Linked DNA regions of Homo sapiens: region 1 is linked to region 2. The links are chromatin contacts, found by Hi-C or POLR2A ChIA-PET in ENCODE. All regions are on one chromosome and are shown on one strand. The core of a region is the stretch at or near the end of the contact, and the rest is flanking DNA. Distances in the headings are between cores, read along the strand shown.

What was found. Hi-C counts contacts between places; a loop is a spot of excess contacts on that map. ChIA-PET counts read pairs that join two places held with the same protein, here RNA polymerase II (POLR2A). Pooled maps may share reads with other maps.
Region 1: a pooled map shows a loop between it and region 2 (9-fold over the local background). The contact joins two enhancer-like sites. A Hi-C loop is called at or near these places in 2 of 50 pooled maps. POLR2A ChIA-PET finds 5 or more read pairs at or near these places in 3 of 52 experiments (A549, H1 and WTC11).

Annotation. Positions count from the first base shown.
Region 1 is chr7:74,632,273-74,634,972 of GRCh38, forward strand. No RefSeq gene overlaps it. Among named protein-coding and RNA genes, the nearest start is that of GTF2I, 24 kb to the right of the region's middle. Within about 2 kb of position 1,424, at least 2 of the 41 ENCODE cell types and tissues checked have a DNase peak (open chromatin) inside an H3K27ac peak, as active enhancers do.
Region 2 is chr7:74,494,077-74,496,776 of GRCh38, forward strand. The region is part of intron 1 of GTF2IRD1 (GTF2I repeat domain containing 1); the gene reads left to right. Among named protein-coding and RNA genes, the nearest start is that of WBSCR23, 37 kb to the right of the region's middle. RefSeq lists an enhancer at 1,039-1,637. Within about 2 kb of position 1,260, at least 3 of the 41 ENCODE cell types and tissues checked have a DNase peak (open chromatin) inside an H3K27ac peak, as active enhancers do.

The DNA of each region.
Region 1 (2,700 bases), core at 174-2,673, 140 kb after region 2:
AGAGGGTCTCATTCTGTTGCCCAGGCTAGAGCGCAGTGGTGCAATCACAGCTCACAGCAGCCTCAGTCTACAGGTCTCAAGCGATGCTCCCACCTCAGGCTCCAGAGTAGCTGGGACTACAGATACATGCCACCATCCCCAGCTAATTTTTTAAAATTTTGTGTAGAGATGGAGGGTCTCACTATGTTGCCCAGACTGGTCTCAAATGCCTGGCCTCAAGCAATCCTCTCACCTCGACCTGCCAAAGGGTTGGGATTAAAGGCATGAGCCATCGTGCTCAGCCAGGAAATATTTTTAACCATAATTGTGTTGCATCAAATTCACAGCCAGAAAGCAGAAATCTGAAAATTCGAAGCTTAGCAATAAGTACGTAAACCACACACACACACACACACACACACTCATACATACACACATTCACACATGCATACACACATTCACACATATACACACACATTCACACATATACACACACGCTTCCTATAGAACTGAGCTCAGGACAAAATCCAACTGTGAGGGCCACTGAAGGCCTGTTTTGCAAAACGGCTGCTCCAGTTTTTTTTCATCTGGATGAGCAGAAGAGAAAGACATGCTTGTGGGCCAGGCGCAGTGGCTCACGCCTGTAATCCCAGCACTTTTGGGGGGGCCTAGGCAGGTAGATCACGAGGGCAGGAGTTTGAGACTAGCCTGATCAACATGGTGAAACACCATCTCTATTAAAAACACAAAAATTAGGCAGGCATAGTGGCGCGTGCCTGTAATCCCAGCTATTGAGGAGGCTGAGGCAGGAGAATCGCTTGAACCTGGGAGGCAGAGGTTGCAGTGGGCTGAGATTGTGCCACTGGAGTCTGGCCTGGGCAACAGAACGAGATTGCACCTCAAAAAAAATTTTTTTAAATACAACTAAAAAATACAAAAATTAGGCTGGGCGCGGTGGCTCACGCCTGTAATCCCAACACTTTGGGAGGCCGAGGCGGGTGGATCACCTGAGGTCAGGAGTTCAAGACCAGCCTGGCCAACATGGTGAAACTCCATCTCAACTAAAAATACAAAAAAATTAGCTGGGCGTGATGGTACGTGCCTATAATCCCAACTACTTGGGAGGCCGAGGCAGGAGAATTGCTTGAACCTGGGAGGCAGAGGTTGTAGTGAACCGAGATCACGCCACTGCACTCCAGCCTGGACAGCAGAGTGAGATGTGCTTGTGGCCACTGGGAAGGGTCAAAGTCTTTCAAGTTCAAGTAGGGACCTGCAGAGAGGTTTCTCACGGCACAGCATGGAGCTGAAACAGGTCGTGAAACCAGATCAGACCCAGGGCCGGGGTGTGCGAAGGAGGCCTTGGGGCTCAGAGCTCTCGCCTGAGAATTTCACACAAGACTCGTCCCATTCTGCAGGTCTGGATTTGAGGATTTGCTCCTGGGCTTCACTGGTTATCTGCACATCGGTGCCAACTGGCAAAGGTCAAGGTAGGCTGGATCCAGGCTGGAACCAGCAGGTGCCCTGAGGACTGCGACAGGAAGCCAATTAGGAACAACTTCTTATTGTCTCCTTGCTGAAAACCACAGAGTTCTTATCTTCTGAAAACTTTGCTCTGGGCTGGAAGGCGTGGCTGGTTGCCCTGCTGGTATCAGGGCCACAGTGGGAACCAGTACTGGCCATTGGACTAAGTGTCCTTTTTTTAATTAAAAAAAAAAAAGTTGGATTATTTTATATACAGTATTAGTCCCTCTCCTCTCTCCTGCTTAATTTGTATTTAATTTTCTCTTTTTTTTTTTTTTTGAGAAGGAGTCTCTCTCTGTCGCCCAGGCTGGAGTGCAGTGGCATGATCTCGGCTCACTGCAAGCTCCGCCTCCCGGGTTCACGCCATTCTCCTGCCTCAGCCTCCCAAGTAGCTGGGACTACAGGTGCCCGCCACCATGCCCGGCTAATTTTTTTATATTTTTTAGTAGAGACGGGGTTTCACCGTGTTAGCCAGGATGGTCTCGATCTCCCGACCTCATGATCTGCCCGCCTCGGCCTCCCAAAGTGCTGGGATTACAGACGTGAGCCACCACGCCCGGCCTATAAAAAGTTGTATTATTATATTTTTAAAATTTTTTATTTTATTTTAGTGTGTTTGGCAGAGTCACCCAGGCTGGAGTGCACTGGCACGATCTCAGCTCACTGCAGCCTCCATCTCCCAGGATCAAGCGATTCTCCTGCCTTAGCCTCCCGAGTAGCTGGGATTACAGGCACCCGCCACCACACCCAGCTAATTTTTGTATTTTTAGTAGAGATGGGGTTTCACCATGTTGGCCAGGCTGGTCGCAAACTCCTGACCTCAGGTGATCCACCCGCCTCGGCCTCCCAAAGTGCTGGGATTACAGGCATGAGCTACCATGCCCAGCCCTCCTGGCTAATTTTTATATCTTTAGTAGAGACAGGGTTTCACCATGTTGTCCAGGCTGGTCTTGAACTCCTGACTCTCAAATACAAAAAATTGGCTGGGCGCGGTGGCTCACACCTGTAATCCCAGCACTTCGGGAGGCCGAGGCGGGTAGATCATGAGGTCAGGAGATCGAGACCATCCTGGCTAACATGGTGAAACCCCGTCTCTACTAAAAATACAAAAAATTAGCCGGGTGTGGTGATGGGCACCTGTAGTCCCAGCTACTCGGGAGGCTGAGGCAGGAGAATGGCATGAACCTGGGAGGCGGAGCT
Region 2 (2,700 bases), core at 10-2,509:
CAGTGTCAAACAACAGTCATTTCTTCTTTTACTCTTCACATTGTGAGAGTTGTCTGAGCTCAGCCAGATGGGTCTTACTCAATCTCTCCTACAATTGCAGTCAAAAGGTTGCCGGTGGGAGTTGGAGGCTGCAGTGAGCTACGATCGCACCACGGCACTCCAGCCTGGGCAACAGAGCAAGATCCCGTTTCTAAATAAAAAGTTAGCAGGGCTTGAGGTCATTTTGAAGATGTTTCACTTGCTGGCCCGGGGCCTGAGCCGAGGAACAGCTGGGGCCCCTTGGGCTTCTCTGCTGCCCCCCGGCCCCTCCAGCACGGTGGCCTCAGGATAGTCGGGCTTCCCACGTGTCAGCTCAGAGTCCAGGGCAAGGGTCTGAGAGTGAGTGAGTGGCTGGGGGAAGTCTAGCGCCTTTGGGGACCTGGCTGCAGAGGTCACGTGTTGGCGCTGCCCACACATTCTGTTGGTTCAAAGTGGGTCTTTATTCAAATCACATTCAAGAGGAGAGAATTAGATGACACCACTTGTTGGGAGAAGTATTAAGAACTTATTTATTTATTTTTTTCACTTTGGGAGGCCGAGGTGGGAAGATCCTTTGAGCCCAGGAGTTCGAGACCAGCCTGGGCAATATAGGGAAACTCCCATTTCTATTTAAAAAAAACAAAAAACCAAAAAACTTATTTATTTATTTTTTAGAGACAGGGTTCTCACTCTGTCACTCAGGCTGGAGAGCAGTGGTGTGATCACAGTTCACTGTAGCCTCCACTTCCTGGGCTCAAGTGGTCCTCTTGCCTCAGCCTCCCCAGTAGCTGGGACTACAGGTATGCACTACCATGCCTAGCTAATTTTAAATTTTTTTTGTAGAGATGGGGGGTCTCACTATGTTACCCAGTCTGGTCTTGAACTCCTGGCCTCAAGCAATCCTTCTGCCTCAGCCTCTCAAAGTGCTGGATTACAGGCATGAGCCACCACACCTGGCCTAAGAATGTATTGTCAGATTTAAAACCATTGCAGGAGGATGGACCAGAGAAGAGGGCCCTGGGGCCCCAGAATGGGGGTTTATCTGCCAGCTGGATTCCAGGGGTCTGAGTACCCAGGTGTCTGGGGTGGGAGAGTGGGTGCAGGCTCCAGGTGGGCGTGTCCCCTTTGGGAAGGGCGGGACAGGGCCCTCCAGAGCCCAGGCCCAGGCTCTGGGCTGAGGCTAGGACAGTCTCAGAGCATTTCCCGCTGGACAGCCCCAGAATCTGACTGCAGTCTGTGCCAAGAGCACTTCGGCGTTCTGCTCCACTCCTGCCAGCCCCACCACGGACGTCACACCCCATCGGGCTCCCTTGTGCCTTAGTGCCTTTGCCTGAGCTGTCCCCTCTGTCTGGACTGCCCCATCCCTCACCATTCACCTTCTTCATGGCTCATGATTCTTCCAAACTTGCATCAACGGCCCCTCTCTTCGGAGGCCTTTCCAGGCCTTGTTATGTGTAGCAGGCCCGGGCACACACAGATGAAAGCAATCAGCCCTGTTCTCCAGGAGCCAGTGCATGGGGGCTCTGACACCTCCACATCCTGGAGGAGGAGGGAAGGAGGGGCTGAGGGAGCCCAACCGAGGGGCACAACAGGAGGTGTTGACGAGCCCACAAGAGCTAAGAGGGAGCCAGCAGCGGGGAAGGGCATTTCTTAAAAAGGGCACAGCAGGTGCAAAGGCCTGAGCGAGAGTGCAAGGCCCACCCAGGGGCCTGCAGACTGGAGTGTGGGGCTCTGGAGGGAAGACAGGTTCAGCTTGATCTGTGATGTGACTCCTGATGGGACAGTGAGCCTTTGGAGGGTGAGGTCATGCCCTGCGCGTCTCTGTGTCCCAGCACGACTGTGGCTGGGGCCAGCCACCTTCTCTGTGAAGGTTTTCACTGCATTCAGACTGTGCTGGGACTGGCCCCAGGAGGACTTGGACTAGCGTGTGTGTGAGTGAGTGTGCATGTGTGCACACATGTGTCTGTATGTGTGGACATGCATGTGAGTTTGCATGCATGTGTGTGCATATGTGTGTATGCATGTGTGAGTGTGCATGCATATGTGAGTGCATTGTGTGCACAAGTACGTGTATGTGTGTATGCATGTGAGTGGCTATGCGTGCGTATGTGTATGGGGTGTCTGCATGTGGGTGTGCATGCGTGTGTGGGTGTCTGCATATGTGTGTATGCATGTGAGTGGGTATGCGTGTGTATGTGGGTGTGCATGTGTGTGGGGGTGGGGGTGTGCATGGGGGTGTGCATGTATGTGCATGTGTGTGTGGGTGCATGTGTGTGTGCATATATGTGTGTGATATATGTGGGTGTGTGTGCATGTGGGTGTCAATGTGTGTGCATGTGTGTATGCATTTGAGTGTGGGTGTGCATGTGTGTTCATGTGGGTGTGCACGTATGTGTGTGTGTGTGTGTTCATGTGGGTGTGCGTGTGTGGGTGTGCATGTATGTGTGGGTGTGTGCGTTTGGGGGGTGTACATGTGTGGGTGTGCATGTGTGTGGGTGGGTGTGGGTGTGCATGTATGTGGGTGTGCGTGTGGGTGTGCATGTATGTGTGCGTGTGGGTGTGTGTGTGAGTGTGCATGCATGTGTGTGTTGACTTGCTAGTGCTCACACTTACCTCTGGGGCAGAGATGTGCTTGTTAGGTGCCCCCTCCCTCTCTCCACTCCATTCCAGCAAAGGTCACTG